Linked DNA regions of Homo sapiens: region 2 is linked to region 1. A link is an interaction called in ENCODE POLR2A ChIA-PET data of the cell type or tissue named here. Cell type or tissue: PC-9. All regions are shown on one strand.

What was found. Peaks named below come from ENCODE experiments on the same cell type or tissue, not always from the same donor. Only the 100,000 strongest peaks of a DNase experiment are listed, where the experiment ranks them.
Region 2: POLR2A ChIA-PET joins it to region 1 with 13 read pairs; 4 of 35 experiments call an interaction of 5 or more read pairs at or near these places.

The regions. Positions count from the first base shown.
Region 1 is chr13:39,590,668-39,598,667 of GRCh38, forward strand. All of the region lies in intron 2 of LHFPL6 (LHFPL tetraspan subfamily member 6), which reads right to left. Among named protein-coding and RNA genes, the nearest start is that of LHFPL6, 8.5 kb to the right of the region's middle. In PC-9, no CTCF peak of the experiment used is centred here; no DNase peak of the experiment used is centred here.
Region 2 is chr13:39,047,365-39,055,364 of GRCh38, forward strand. It overlaps NHLRC3 (NHL repeat containing 3), which reads left to right. Exons shown (of 7, transcript NM_001012754.4): 7 at 310-2,745. The coding sequence ends at 562. It overlaps LOC105370169 (a long non-coding RNA gene), which reads left to right and starts at 5,708. Exons shown (of 5, transcript NR_187783.1): 1 at 5,708-5,964. In PC-9, CTCF peaks have their summits at 404, 3,982 and 4,185; a DNase peak (open chromatin) is centred at 397.

The DNA.
Region 1 (8,000 bases):
CTCACGATATTTACATTGAATCATGTAAGTATCATTGATATGTAAGTATGATATGATACACAGAATGATGTAAAGATCTCTTGAGTGTGGTTTTTGAGTTCTTTCTATGGAAATGTTTATGAATTTACATTCCTCAGTTGGTTTCCTTTGTGACTAACAATTTGTTTTCACAAGATAGGTCAACAATTTGCATTTCAGTCTGTTAGTGAGGTTAACTAATCCATACTGACCATGGCCTCAGGGGTATCTGGCTACGGCTGTGTTTGCTGGTGAAACTAAGGGAAGTAAGTTAAAAATCAAACAACTCTCTTAGAAAGACTCTACTCTGCCTAAAGTAAATGGAGAACTGAACCAGGTCAAAAATAAATAATTCTAGCGAAAAAGTGTTGCATAGCTGCTAATAAGTCCAAGTATAATGGAAAACTCTATATCCCACTATTTTAAGACTTACTATGATTATTATTTTTACTTCAAAAATACAAAGTTAAAAAGTAAAAAATAGTAACTCAAAACGGGGAAAAACTGATAAATTTGGCAAAAAAGAAACTAGATCTGAGCCTACTCTACCAGAACATGTAGCAGCAACATCACATTGTTGCAGGACGAAGGAGGAAAAACACAGCATTGGGAATGATGGTGGGGTTTGCAATTTGTAGCTGGAGTCATACATCAAAATATGGTCCTCATCTAAGTATAGCATGGAAAATATTTCATTCTTTTTTATGAGTGTATATACAAGGCTAACCATCACCTAAGGTCAGCAAGCAATATAAAAGCAAAACCAACAATAAATGCATCTGTTCCTACACCAGTTCTGATGTTCTGCAGCTCAAATCACATCACCCCCAAAATGACCACTGCAGAGGTAACAATGATTCACTCTAAGCTTAACAGTGGTGTAAGTCTACATGCCAATACTAGTACAATATGAGGTTTTAGGCAAATAAAATTGGTTTGTATTTCTCCAAATATGGTCTGTGGACCATCTGTGTCTAGAACACGTGGGGAGTTTGTTCAAAGTGCTCCCTGGGCCCCACCCAGACCTTCCCAGCAGTCTCTCTGGGGCTAGGCCTTGGACTGTTTACATGGAATAAGCTCTCTGGTGATTTTTAAGCCTACTAGAAAGCTAAAAGAATATTGTATTGAGGTTGGGTGCAGTGGCTGACACCTGTCATCCCAGCACTTTGGGAGACTGAGGCGGGTGGATTACCTAAAGTCAGGAGTTCAAGACCAGCCTGGCCAACAAGGTGAAACACCGTCTCTACTAAAAATACAAAAATTAGCCAGGCATGATGGCAGGCGCCTGTAATCCCAGTTACTAAGGAGGCCAAGGCGGGAGAATCGCTTGAACCTACGAGGCAGAGTTTGCAGTGAGCCGAGATCACACCATTGCACTCCAGCCTGGACGACAAAAGCAAAACTCCGTCTCAAAAAAAAAAAAAGAATATTCCATTGAATCCTGATATGGAGAACTTAGAAACTTCACAGGAAAGCATCAAAACAATAAAAATCTTTCCCACGTTAAGGCTTAGAAAACAAGCTTTTTAGAAAAAAAAAGTATGTAAAAAACTAAACTGGTGACCATGACAATTTGGAAACATCATTTAAAAACATTATTAGATATCACCACCGATCCCACAGAAATACAAACTACCATCAGAGAATACTGTAAACACCTCCACACAAATAAACTAGAAAATCTAGAAGAAATGGATAAATTCCTCAACACATACACCCTCCCAAGATGAAACCAGGAAGAAGTTGAATCCCTGAATAGACCAATAACAGGCTCTGAAATTGAGGCAATAATTAATAGCTTACCAACCAAAAAAAGTCCAGGACCAGATGGATGCACAGCCGAATTCTACCAGAGGTACAAGGAGGAGCTGGTACCATTCCTTCTGAAACTATTCCAATCAATAGAAAAAGAGGGAATCCTCCCTAACTCATTTTATGAGGCCAGCATCATCCTGATATCAAAGCCTGGCAGAGACACGACAAAAAAAGAGAATTTTAGACCAATATCCCTGATGAACATAGATGCAAAATTCCTCAACAAAATACTGGCAAGCTGAATCCAGCAGCACATCAAAAAGCTTATCCACCATGATCAAGTGGGCTTCATCCCTGGGATGCAAGGCTGGTTCAACATATGCAAATCAATAAACGTAATCCAGCATATAAACAGAACCAAAGACAAAAACCGTATGATTATCTCCATAGATGCAGGAAAGGCCTTTGAAAAAATTCAACAACCCTTCATGCTAAAAACTCTCAATAAATTAGGTATTGATGGACGTATCTCAAAATAATAAGAGCTATCTATGACAAACCCACAGCCTATATCATACTGAATGGGCAAAAACTGGAAGCATTCCCTTTGAAAACTGGCACAAGACAGGGATGCCCTCTCTTACCACTCCTAATCAACATAGTGTTGGAAGTTCTGGCCAGGACAATCAGGCAGGAGAAGGAAATAAAGGGTATTCAATTAGGAAAAGAGGAAGTCAAATTGTCCCTGTTTGCAGATGATATGATTGTATATCTAGAAAAGCCCATTGTCTCAGCCCAAAATCTCCTTAAGCTGATAGGCAACTTCAGCAAAGTGTCAGGATACAAAATCAATGTGCAAAAATCACAAGCATTCTTATACACCAATAACAGAGAGCCAAATCATGAGTGAACTCCCATTCACAATTGCTTCAAAGAGAATAAAATACCTAGGAATCCAACTCACAAGGGACGTGAAGGACCTCTTCAAGGAGAACTACAAACCACTGCTCAATGAAATAAAAGAGGATACAAACAAATGGAAGAACATTCCATGCTCATGGGTAGGAAGAATCAATATCGTGAAAATGGCCATACTGCCCAAGGTAATTTATAGATTCAATGCCATCCCCATCAAGCTACCAATGACTTTCTTCACAGAATTGGAAAAAACTACTTTAAAGTTCATATGGAACCAAAAAAAGAGCCCACATTGCCAAGTCAATCCCAAGCCAAAAGAACAAAGCTGGAGGCATCACACTACCTGACTTCAAACTATACTACAAGGCTACAGTAACCAAAACAGCATGGTACTGGTACCAAAACAGAGATATAGATCAATGGAACAGAACAGAGCCCTCAGAAATAACGCCGCATATCTACAACTATCTGATCTTTGACAAACCTGACAAAAATGAGAAATGGGGAAAGGATTCGCTATTTAATAAATGGTGCTAGGAAGACTGGCTAGCCATATGTAAAAAGCTGAAACTGGATCCCTTCCTTACACCTTATACAAAAATCAATTCAAGATGGATTAAAGACTTAAACGTTAGACCTAAAACCATAAAAACCCTAGAAGAAAACTTAGGCATTACCATTCAGGACATAGGCATGGGCAAGGACTTCATGTCTAAAACACCAAAAGCAATGGCAACAAAAGCCAAAATTGACAAACGGGATCTAATTAAACTAAAGAACTTCTGCACAGCCAAAGAAACTACCATCAGAGTGAACAGGCAATCTACAAAATGGGAGAAAATTTTCGCAACCTACTCATCTGACAAAGGGCTAATATCCAGAATCTACAGTGAACTCAAACAAATTTACAAGAAAAAACCACACAACCCCATCAAAAAGTGGGCGAAGGACATGAACAGACACTTCTCAAAAGAAGACATTTATGCAGCCAAAAAACACAAGGAAAAATGCTCACCATCACTGGCCATCAGAGAAATGCAAATCAAAACCACAATGAGATATCATCTCATACCAGTTAGAATGGCAATCATTAAAAAGTCAGGAAACAACAGGTGCTGGAGAGGATGTGGAGAAATAGGAACAGTTTTACACTGTTGGTGGGACTGTAAACTAGTTCAACCATTGTGGACGTCGGTGTGGCGATTCCTCAGGGATCTAGAACTAGAAATACCATTTGACCCAGCCATCCCATTACTGGGTATATACCCAAAGGATTATAAAACATGCTGCTATAAAGACACATGCACACATATGTTTATCACAGCACTATTCACAAAAGCAAAGACTTGGAACCAACCCAAATGTCCAACAATGATAGACTGGATTAAGAAAATGTGGCACATATACACCATGGAATACTATGCAGCCATAAAAAATGATGAGTTCCTGTCCTTTGTAGGGACATGGATGAAGCTGGAAACCATCATTCTCAGCAAACGATCGCAAGGACAAAAAACCAAACACCGCATGTTCTCACTCATAGGTGGGAATTGAACAATGAGAACACACGGACACAGGAAGGGGAACATCACATACCGGGGCCTATTGTGGGGTGGGTGGAGGGAGGAGGGATAGCATTAGGAGATATACCTAATGTTAAATGACGAGTTAATGGGTGCAGCACACCAACATGGCACATGTATACATAGGTAACAAACCTGCACGTTGTGCACATGTACCCTAAAACTTAAAGTATAATAAAATAAATAAATAAATAAATAAAAATAAAAACATTATTAGATACAAACATATAAAATTTTGTGTTCTCTATATTATAAAAGATTTATTAATTCCTCAACATCCTTGCTTTTAATAAATCCTGAGCTTAGAGTGCATGCTCTCACTGGTGCTCACTGTCAGCCGCCTGTAGTGTATCTTCCTTTCTTTCCTTTTTTTTGAGACAGAGTCTTGCTCTGTCACCCAGGCTGCAGTGGCACAATCTCGGCTCACTGCAATCTCAGCCTCCTGGGTTCAAGCGATTCTCATGCCTCAGCCTCCAGATTAGCTGGAACTACAGGCACACGCCACCACATCTGACTAATTTTCGTATTTTTAGTGGAGCCAGGGTTTTGTCATGTTGGGCAGGCTGGTCTCGAGCTCCTGGCCTCAGGTGATCGGCCTGCCTTGGCCTCCCAAAGTGCTGGGATTATGGGTGTGAGCCACCGCGCCCAGCATGCATCTCCCTTTCATTCCTTCCTGGCTGGCAAAGCCCCACTCCCACTGTTTCACCATGTAGGCCTCCATCTGAAGCTTGCTCCTTTATATTATCAGTGTTCGTGGTTGTGATGAAAGGCATGGTCTGTGGCCCTAAAAAGTATGACCACTGAGCAAGAGTTTCTCATCTTCTTCCCCAAAGGTGCTGAAGACCAGGAGATCTTTTCATTAGTCAAAGCTGATTTAAGTGCCATTCTACCTTGCAGGAGAAATTCAGAAGGACTGGCTCCTAGTGTGCCCTTCTGGCCTAATCATTCTATGTTTCCAAGATGTACATGACTGTACAGAGTTGGCCAAGGGACGTCCAGGACCATCCCTGTGATCTATAGTACGGTCTTCCTATCTTTCAATTAACAATTTCTTACTGAAAATCCACTGCATGCAAACTTCAGAAGTTGTATTAAGGTCTTATTTTGAATACTTCATATCCAAAATCTTGTGTCTGGTATAAAAAATGATAAATAAAAGGAAATGTTATATATAATTCATATATTATAACATATATATGTATGTATCTATATATAATATGCACTGAGAGAGAACTGCAGACAATTTGTTGTGACAAGAACTAAGAGAAATGGAACAAGAATGTGCTAAATCAATACCAAACTACAGCAGCAGACCCCCTTTATAGCTCAATTTTAGAGAGGTTTATAGCAGATTATGACACAACTACACTTTAACTCAGTTCTGAAAGTAAGCCATCTACCAGAAGTCTCATCTTCTTAAATAGGAAATGGTTAACTCAGAACATGGTTTTCAAGGTGTCATCTCTGAACCAGCAGCAGCAGCATCACCTGAAAACATGTTAGACGTGCAAACTATCAGGTACTCCACCAAATCTACTGACAGAAATTCTGCAATCCGTGTTTTAAAAGGTCCCACAGGTGATTCTGATGCATACTAGAGTTTAAAAACTGCTGGCTAAAAACTCAAGACAACTCACCTGGACCTTCTATCATAGGTTAGAGTGAGCCAAATAAAACAAGAGTAGTTATTATAGTAATCTATAAGGCATAATTTAAAAAAAAAAAAAGAGCCCTGCCTGCTTCCCCAAGTGACCTAAGAAGAAGTCTCTACATTTCTTTAAATTAGAGCAACTGTTTTCAGTTAAGACACTGTCACAGAAAGCCACTATGCCCATTAATATGCCAACACTCATTATTTAGCTTATTACTCAGCTGTCACTTGGCAGAGAGCTTGGATATAAAGAAAAGCATAACGTGGCATATCATATGACAGGTCAGGTTTACAGTAAAGCAAGGGAACAAGAGTCCCAAGCAGTCTCCCTCAAGTCATGAAAGACAGGCCCAGGTGGAACTCTACAGTAAGGAGACTCTGAAAAGGCAATGACGCTTTCATAACATAGAGCAAGGGATGCTCAAAGAAACATTCTGACATCATTACTGTCTTCAGCAGCACTTAACTGTCTATTAGTTGAGATGATCTCCGGCTTCTTAGAACAGAACAGTGTCTAAGCAGGAAAGGTAATGGTTTACTGCTGATTAGCATTCCACACGCATTTCATATGTATATATGACTAACGATCAAACTAAACATGGAATAATATAAATATGGGACTCTCTTTGGTACTTCCTCATTACTGCACCAGCAGTTTCTTAAGATGAAATGTACACATTCAGATTCTGACATTTGCAAGCACCACCTGACAGAACTTAACAAATACGCTTAATATGTCTTTACAACATTCTTACGTGTATCATTTGCAGGGCATGTAAATCTTACTAATACGTGCACCAAAAAGTTTGATATTAATTTTTTAAAATTCTGTTAAAGTCCTTAATGACTAAAACGGTATTTGAAAGCACACAATTTTATATTCACCAATCAAAAACATTAAAGCCTCTATTTTCTCCTAGCATCCTTACCACACTATATACATGTTAACATTTTTATTTTACATTGTATTTCCCCACAGCCTTTCTACATGCCTTTTAAAAACTCAGTTGAGGGTAACTCAACCCACACTGGTTCTTTAAAGTTAGACATAAACATACCTTATAATATGAAATGGAGATGGTGGCAATTAAAGTTTCTGTACAGATTACCACAGGAAAAGTGATAGTCACTGACTCCTTGAGGTATTCCTACTATAGGTAGAAAATATCCATGTATGGCAGCCCCATTTTACATTGCTCTATCAGTTGACAGCTGACATTTTAACCTCTAACCAACCATAGCAAGAAGATTCAGAATTAAGTTTGACAATTTGTCCTTTAACTTGTTCCAAAGTACTGCAGGGGTTTTACTGCCTGATGTTATACCATATGTACAAACTCTAGACACAGCAGGCGGGGTTAAGCAGGATGCCTCTGTATTTTGCCATTCTCCTGTTTCCTGTTGTTTTTGGAGCAGCCTAACTTTAGCTAAACATAACCCTCCTGGGCATATCATTTTTAGCAGGAGAATCTGCCTCATAGCAAAGTTCCCTGTATGTTGATTACATTTCTGAAGCATGGCAGTCTATGAGATTCATAGAACTCACTGGTTTGGCATTCTGCCGAGTCTTTATGAAACCCAACTCATCATAGGAAAAATTTATTGAAATAAAATTACTTACTGCATAAGTTTTTGTGAATAAAAACCCAAACAATTATGAAATGAACAAGCTACCTAGGGAATTCTTTTTGAAACTTTTTTTTTTTTGGTCATCTGGTCTCCATTAAGTAACAGTGATAAACAGCAGATTCTTTAAAACTTTTTCCATATTTCAAGTTATTTTTTAATTCTAAATTTACTGTTATCTTTGGTAATGGGTATGTTTACTTGTGCCCTCGAGAGGTGAGATTCTGTAAAACCCTCTTAGATTTTACATCCAGAATTATTTTTGCCAGTATGAGAAATATTTTTGAGAAATTAGAGAATATCAGCTGCTACTAACAAATTTTATTTATCTTTATTTATTTTATTTATTTATTTTGAGACAGAGTCTTGCTCTGTCGCCCAGGCTGGAGTGTAGTGGCCCAATCTCAGCTCACTGCAAGCTCCACCTCCTGGGTTCACGCCATTCTCCT
Region 2 (8,000 bases), 540 kb before region 1:
TATTTGGTAAATGTTTAAACAGGACAAAAATCAAACCCAGCCTAACATCAATTCTTCATTAATTTCATTTTGTGGACTATGATATTGATACTTTTAACAAATTTAAGCTAATCTTTGGCTTTGCTTACCATCATGGACATCTTATTCCTTCATAAACAGAATTAGATCAAATTAAAATTCTTCTTAAAAGAATCATTCAGCAAGTAGGTGCCTACTGTTGTTTGGCACAGTAGGGGATTAAAATGTTGAAAAAAAATACCCTTATGTTTTTTCACAGACATTTATTATGTTAAATGTCTTTCTCCTTAGGTTTACTCCTGATGGGAAGTACTTGATTGTGGCCCAGCTGAATCTTAGCAGGCTCTCAGTCGTAGCAGCACCCCCAGTGGGAAGCATTGGGGAGTGTTCTGTGATCAGCACAATCCAACTAGCAGATCAAGTTTTGCCACATCTCCTAGAAGTCGACAGAAAGACTGGAGCAGTCTATGTAGCAGAAATTGGAGCAAAACAAGTACAAAAATATGTCCCTTTGAATAGCTATGTTCCTTCATTTGGTTCATAATGTTTCTTTCCTGGGAATATTTCAAGTGGCAGTTCAGATTCTCAATTCACTAAGTGCTTAAAAATGATGTTCAAGCACAAGAATTTATTTTTCTAGTATAAAAGATCTAGTATCAGAAAGATTTGTTTTTGTATCATTAAGAATCTTATATTTTGTTGCCCTCTTGGGACTTAGTTTTATTTGTAAGTGCATAAGGATATTTTAATGAAAGGAAAGTAACTAAAAAATGGGGTTGGGAAGAGGGACTAAGGTGGTAACCTCATTATTTGCCCTGGTAGACTGATTCTCCCTGGGTAAAAAAAATGGGAATAAAAATGAGCTTGCATGATAATTTATTAAATTTCATGTGAAGAACTCCAGACCTCCAGATTGTGCAACTAACATAAAATGAGCTGCTTGAGAGATTGTAAATAAGATGAACTATTGATTAATTTGAGTACCCACAGAGTGCTGTGTCTTGACGACTTAAAAATGAAAAAGCAGGATTGCCTTTTGAGTAGCTTGCAGTCTAGTGGGGAGACAAGCAGGCAAACAGTCACAACACAGCAAAAGCGACCTTGGAGCATAGTGGGACTTTTGGAGTAGGAGTGCTGCATTTGACTGAGGGAATCATGGATACTTCGCAGGAGAAGTGAATTTGAGCTCAGACTTGAAAACTGAGGAGGAGCTTACCAAGGGACAAGGAGGAGAAAACAATAATTTCCAAGTAAAGAAGGTATAAAAAGTTAGAAGTGTACTGTAAACTTTGATAGGCTTTTAGGCCTTTTTTAAAGCCCAACTTGGCTTCTGTCCATTACCTATAAGATATTTAATGTCAGTCAGCCTTTAAATGTAGGAATAAAATGGCTGGCATCTAAGCACTTTAGTAAAAGAGGTTTTTACAAATAACTAAGGATTGTAGAGCTTCCTTCTCTTTTTTTTTCTTTTTCTTTCTTTTGTTTTACATGAACTCAACTTATTCCTAACATTTGTCTACCTCAAAGAAATTTCAAGATTATTTAGATAACATGGATATGTGCCAAATCCTTTGAGCTGTTAAGATGATAATTTCCTGCTTTCCTCCTACATCTTCTCCTCCCACTCCCTCCTTTGGTGTGAATATTGGCTTCCCAATTAAGACCTTTTTTTTTTTTTTTCCAGTTTGTTTTAGCTTATTATAGGTTTTGGAGGAACTTTGCCATTTTGTAATCTTTCAAATCATTCTTCACCCTTCCTCACATCAGCTTCCTGCTTTTCCCAGTGTTTTACTGTAAATTGTGTAGCATATGACAAATCTTGAGCTGACTTTCCTCTTCACCTGTTATGGCTGGAGTATTTTCCAGACCTGAAGGGACTCACACTTGTTTTGATACTTGGATCACATCTCCGTGAGGTTAGGAAGGTAAATCTACCAACAGGAAGCCCTGTACTCTGTATTCCAAGGCCATTGGTAAATGTGTTGGTGCCACTGATCGGACTGTATGACCTTAAACAAGTCACCTTAGTTTTCAGTGAAATGGGAATATCATTGTCTCCTCTTTCATGAATGCTGTGAGAATCAGATGTGCAACAGGTACAGACTTGCCCTTTGAAATCTATACCTCTGGATACATTAGAGGCATTTTATTAACAAAGGCCCTTCTAAATGTGCTATTTATTTGACAATAACTATCAGATTTGCCTTAATTTTGTGTTTATAGCATTTATCAAAACGTATCCTCATAGACTTTATGCAGATTAATATGGTCAATTGATTTGGATAAAAGAAAGTAATTTCAGGGTTTGTTTTTAAGCCAGGACAAGAAGTGCAAATGCCTCTTTGAAGCAATTTAGGCTAAACTGATTTTGAAATTTCAAAATGTTTTATTTTACTTTGTTTTATTAAGCCAGGACAAGAAGTGCAAATGCCTCTTTGAAGCAATTCAGGCTAGGTAAACCGATTTTGCCATTTCAAAACGTTTTATTTTACTTTGTTTTATATCAGAGTCTTATAAAACCTGCTGCAAATATTTCTGAATGTCTTTGTAAAAGTGTTTGTTAGTGTACCTGTGATTATAGTACTTCACTTTTTTCCTTTGGATTAATTGGTTAAATGAATGAGAAATGTGTTATGTTTTTTACTAAAAAGTATAAATTAAAATTTTGGAAAGAAAAGGCAATATTATCTGGCTCCCCAATTAAAGTTTGATTTTATTGTCACAAAAGCAGTCTATAACTTTTTATTCCTTTAAAGAATTTCAGCAATTATGAAATCACAAGTTGATGCTGAAAGAATATCCCACTTTTCACACATATAGCGTGTAAGCTGATGTGCATAAATATGACTAGAAGTTGCTTAGAACATTTAAAGAATGTAGCTTGTTTTGAGGTGGTGGGAGGGTACAACTGACAGTAATAACTAGCTAATTGTCTACATTTCTGCATTAAAAGTGGAACATCTTTATACTTCTACTTTTTAGGTCTATTCTTGGAGTGGGGAGGGGAGAAAGTGTTCTAAATTAGAAAACCAAAGGCTATAGATTTAGCTCTATCTTTCCCTACCTGTACCATCAGATTGGGTCTTTCAAGTGGAATATTTATCGATCAGAGAAAACTTGGATGAAATCTGATGGTGAACAGAGATTTACCACGAATTTTTTTTTTTTTTTTTTTTTTTGAGACAGAGTCTCGCTTGGTCGCCCAGGCTGGAGCGCAGGAGTCTCGCTCGCTCGGTCGACCAGGCTGGAGTGCAGTGGCGCCATCTCGGCTCACTGCAAGCCCCGCCTCCCGGGTTCATGCCATTCTCCTGCCTCAGCCTCCCGAGTAGCTGGGACTACAGGCGCCCGTCACCACACCCGGCTAATTTTTTTTTTTTTGTATTTTTAGCGGAAATGGGGTTTCACCGTGTTAGCCAGGATGGTCTTGATCTCCTGACCTCGTGATACGCCCGCCTCCGCCTCCCAAAGTGCTAGGACTTTGTTCTTAGGTCACTTAACAGATTAAAAGACTGCTTCAAGCAATGTAGTGTAAGGCTACGGCAATAAAGTCCTATTTTGTTTTGCCTTTGCTGTTTTTAAGCACTTTTGCATTTGAAAACAGGACAGATTGGATAGTCAGCATTAAAATGGAAACTCAAATTTTTGCTTTTTAGGCTTACCAAAATAAATGAGAGTTTTTAAAAGTCCTAAATTTATTACTTTAATTTGTTGTATTCTCTGCTATATATTTTCAGCAACAATAAAAAATCAAAATAATCATCTTTATTGATTCAGTAAAAAGTTTTGAGACAACAAACATATAAAAGCACTCAGTCAAGTGTCCTCTGCTCTAATAGTTCCCTACCTGGTTGGGAAAACAAGCTACTTAAACCTTGTCTTTTAGTAGTTTTAGGAGATACCATTTTTGGCACTTGTGTTATGTTACATTCTTGATACACAAGAGGTCAGTAGCGTTCTGCTTATAAGCATTTCTTGAAATCAAACATGGGCTAAACTTCATACTTTGGTTGTTTTTTTTTTTAATTGAAGCTACAGTGTTCACCATACTTTCATTGTTTTTCTTTTTTCTGCCACTTGCTTACATCTTAAGGAAATTGCTTTATGGGTGAAACATTTTCCAAGCATTGTTGGAAATTTTTTACTGGTTAATTGGACTTGTCCACAATTAAAAAAAAAGTTTAAACCTTTTCAGTAATTCAGACTAACAGCCAGAAGTGAATTAACTTATTTTAAATGAAGGTGAAACTATAATCTGAATGTGTGAGTTTAGTACAATAGAGAATGAATTTGTATTAGTGGGGAATCATTCTTTTTTCTCCCTAGTAGTTGTTTTTTGTTGTCGTTGTTGCTGTTGTATAAAAAAAAAAAACAATTTCACCTTGTGGTTGCTACTTTACAAATAAGAAAAATAAGTTTTTTATAAAGACTCTTAGGTCATTTCTTCATCAGCTACTCTGGAATCCATGAGTTTATAAATTAATCCTCTAAACGCTAAATGACATGTAGATGCTCCTTTGGTGTATAAGAATTGAATAGAATTTGAGCAATGAAAAATAACACTACTTAAAACTTATTTTTTCCATTGTAAACAATGAAGTAATATGACTTAATTCTGCTTCTATGTAATTCATAAATAAAAAACTCACTGTAACATTAAAACAAGCATGTCCTACATGAGTTACATTTAAATAAATTAATTTTAATTTAAATTAATTTAATAGATTAATTTGCGTGAGTCACAACAAATTGATATTATAAACTTGCTTCTCAATTTTCAGCCGCTTTATCAAAGGAAGAAAATTTTAGTTGCATGGTGCAGATTCTCAGATTTGTTCCTAGTGAGAATTAGTTACTGTAATATGTGTTAGAAATTTTTTTTTACAATACGACATTTATATACAAATTGTCACAATCACCAGTTAAATGTTTTTATAACATTTTTCTTCACAGTGTGTATAAAGAAGTATTTAAATATTTTGATGCTTCCTGTATTGAACTGAAATACTTATTTTTACTTAACTAAAGGGATGAAGGAACTAACTATATGTACGTTTGTTTTTAATCAACATTAATTGAGGTAAATGTATTCAGTTTTGTGTGGAGCGTATGGGGGTTACGTTTGTGCAGTCTGTGTGCATATGTGTAAATATAAATGTGCATCTAAAGGGCATTATGCCCAACTAGGTCAGAAGAACTGGATCAAGACAGTTGAAACAACATGGCTAAACGTTAAGTCCTCATCGGAGGACACCTGGTTTGGCAACAAATTATTTGAAAAAGTTTTGGAAAGTTTGTTGGCCAAAAATATTACAAGCCTTGTTAAGAAAAATGTTGCAATCTTAGACAACATTGAAGTGTAGATTTAATGGCAGTTTAATCGACAAGATAGTCTATATATCTAGTAAATAGCTCCGTGGTGTTGTTTCCTTTGGCTACTACATTTTAAGGGGGCATCCTATAAACTGTTTAACCCAAAAGCAGTGTGATGGTTAATATTGAGTGTCAGCTTGGTTGGATTGAAGGATGCAAAGTATTGTTCCTGGGTGTGTCTGTGAGAGGGTTGCCGAAGGAGATTAACATTTGAATCAATGGACTGTGAGAGGCAGCCCCACCCTCAATCTGAGTGGGCACCATCTAATCAGCTGCCAGCGTGGCTAGAATAAAAGCAAGCAGAGGAACGTGGAAGGATGAGACTGGCTGAGTCTTCTGGTCTTCATCTTTCTCCCATGCTGGATGCTTCCTGCCCTTGAACATTGGACTGCAAGTTCTTTAGCTTTTGGACGTTTGGACTTACACCAGTGGTTTGCCAGGGGCTCTCAGACCTTCTGCCACAGACTGAAGGCTGCACTTTCAGCTTCCCTACTTTTGAGGTTTTGGAACTCGGACTGGCTTTCTTGCTCCGCAGCTTGCAGGTGGCCTGTTATGGGACTTTACCTTGTGGATCATGTGAGTCAGTACTCCTTAAACTCCCTTTCATATATCCATCTATCCTATTCATCCTGTCTCTGTAGACAACCCTGACTAATACAAGCAGGTAACCAAAATAACAGTGTTTGGAAATAATTCTGAAGTCTCAGAGGGTGATCATGTAGTAGAGTGAATAGAATTCTGCACTTTCCTCCAGAACTAAGACAATGAGTACAAATAATAGAGTGGTCCATTGGATCAGCCCAATAAAAGAACCCTCCTCTAGCAGTGGAATGGGCTGTAGCAGTGGATGTGGTAAAGCTTGGTGTTTCACAGCTTGGAATCCAGAGTTAGGTTGACCTACGTTCTAATCCACGCCCTGCAACTAATTTGTATTGTTTTGAGCTATGCCTCATTTTTTTGCTCATTTGTGAAATGGGAATACTAGTATTTTCCTTATGGAATTATTGTGAATACAAATAAGATCATGCATGTAAAGCATTAAGCCCTGTCTCTGACATGCAATAAGCACTCAACAAACCTTAAGAGATTCACGTGTGGTGTTTCAATCAGACAATGGCAGTCATGCTACCACCTTTGGGCAGGGTTTGGGAGAATGGTGAGACCACATGAACTTCCCTATTATATAATTCTGTGTTTAGTCACAGTATTGAAAATTAAAGGTAAGGCTGTAATATACTAAAGCATCTATCATTTAGAAATGCCATTTTAAAAAACATGGCTATTTTTAGTTGGCATTAATGCTGTTTATCCAACAAGTAATTTATGATCAAGGTAAAGACTCCCACCTTCTGCAATTTATATTCTAGTTGGAGAGACAGAGGAAATTGAGAGGAAAAATGGGATTTTGGTTAACATTTATGGTATACATTAACACTTAGTTGGTTAAGCAAATACCCATTTTCAGTGTTCTTCTGCCTTTCCTTCCACTACTGTAACGACTGGAAGAGCTGGGTGCTCACTTCCTCAGCCTGCTAGCAACTAGAGGTAGCTCTGTGACGTGGCTCTGACCATAATTGGAAGTCTACTGGTAGACTTCTAGAAAAGCATTTGCTTTTTTGATTTTAAAAAATAGCAGCATCACTCCTTTATCCATTTCTTCCCTGCCTTGAACTTGGAAGTGATGCCTGAAGTTGCAGTAGCCGTCTCAGAACCATGAAGCCACAAAGCAGCAATCTTAAGGCAGAAAGATAGGAGCCTGGGTTTTTAGCATGTTAGGGAACCACTACATTGTCCTTGTATTTCCTTTCTCCAGACTTCTTTTTATGGGAGATAATTAAATGTGACTAAAGCCACTGTTAGTTGAATGTTTTCTTGCAGGTGAAAGCATTCCTAAGAAATGTAATACTGAGTTAAACTGCATTAATTTGAGAAAGATGGATATTTTTATTGTTTTAAGATTCTGTATCCAGGAATATGTCATTCCAATGTCTTATGTCCTTTAAGATTTTACAAGTTTTTTTAAAAAAATAGATGCTGTGCCTTTTTCTCGTGACAAATTTAGATTCCTGTATCAAATTTATTCCATGCATTTATTACCGATACTAGAGTAGGATTTTTCCCCATTTCTATTTAGTTATTGGAGGTATAGAGAAAAGGAATCAATTTGTTTTATATATAATATATTAACCTTAATTAATTTAATTTAATAATTTAATGAGTTAATTTAACAATTAACCTTAATTATTTTAATTAGCTATTATGGACATTTGGATTTTGTGGGTGGAGCACTGAAAAAAACTATACATCTTTCAATATTTGTATTGCTTGTTTGATTTTCAAAATTTTATTACATTAGCTACACTATTTAAAACAATGTTGAATGATAGGGGGATATCCTTATCTTATTTCTGATTTTAATGGAAATGTTTGCACTACACCAATTATTAATAATACGATATTTGCTATTAAGTTTTGGTAATTTTCATATTTCAGTTCTTTGTCTCTTAGAGTTTTATTAAGAATACTTAATTTTATTAACTGGCTTTTGACATTGATGTAGACAATATGTTGATGTAATGAATGTTACAGATTATTTTTCTTATGTTATTGGA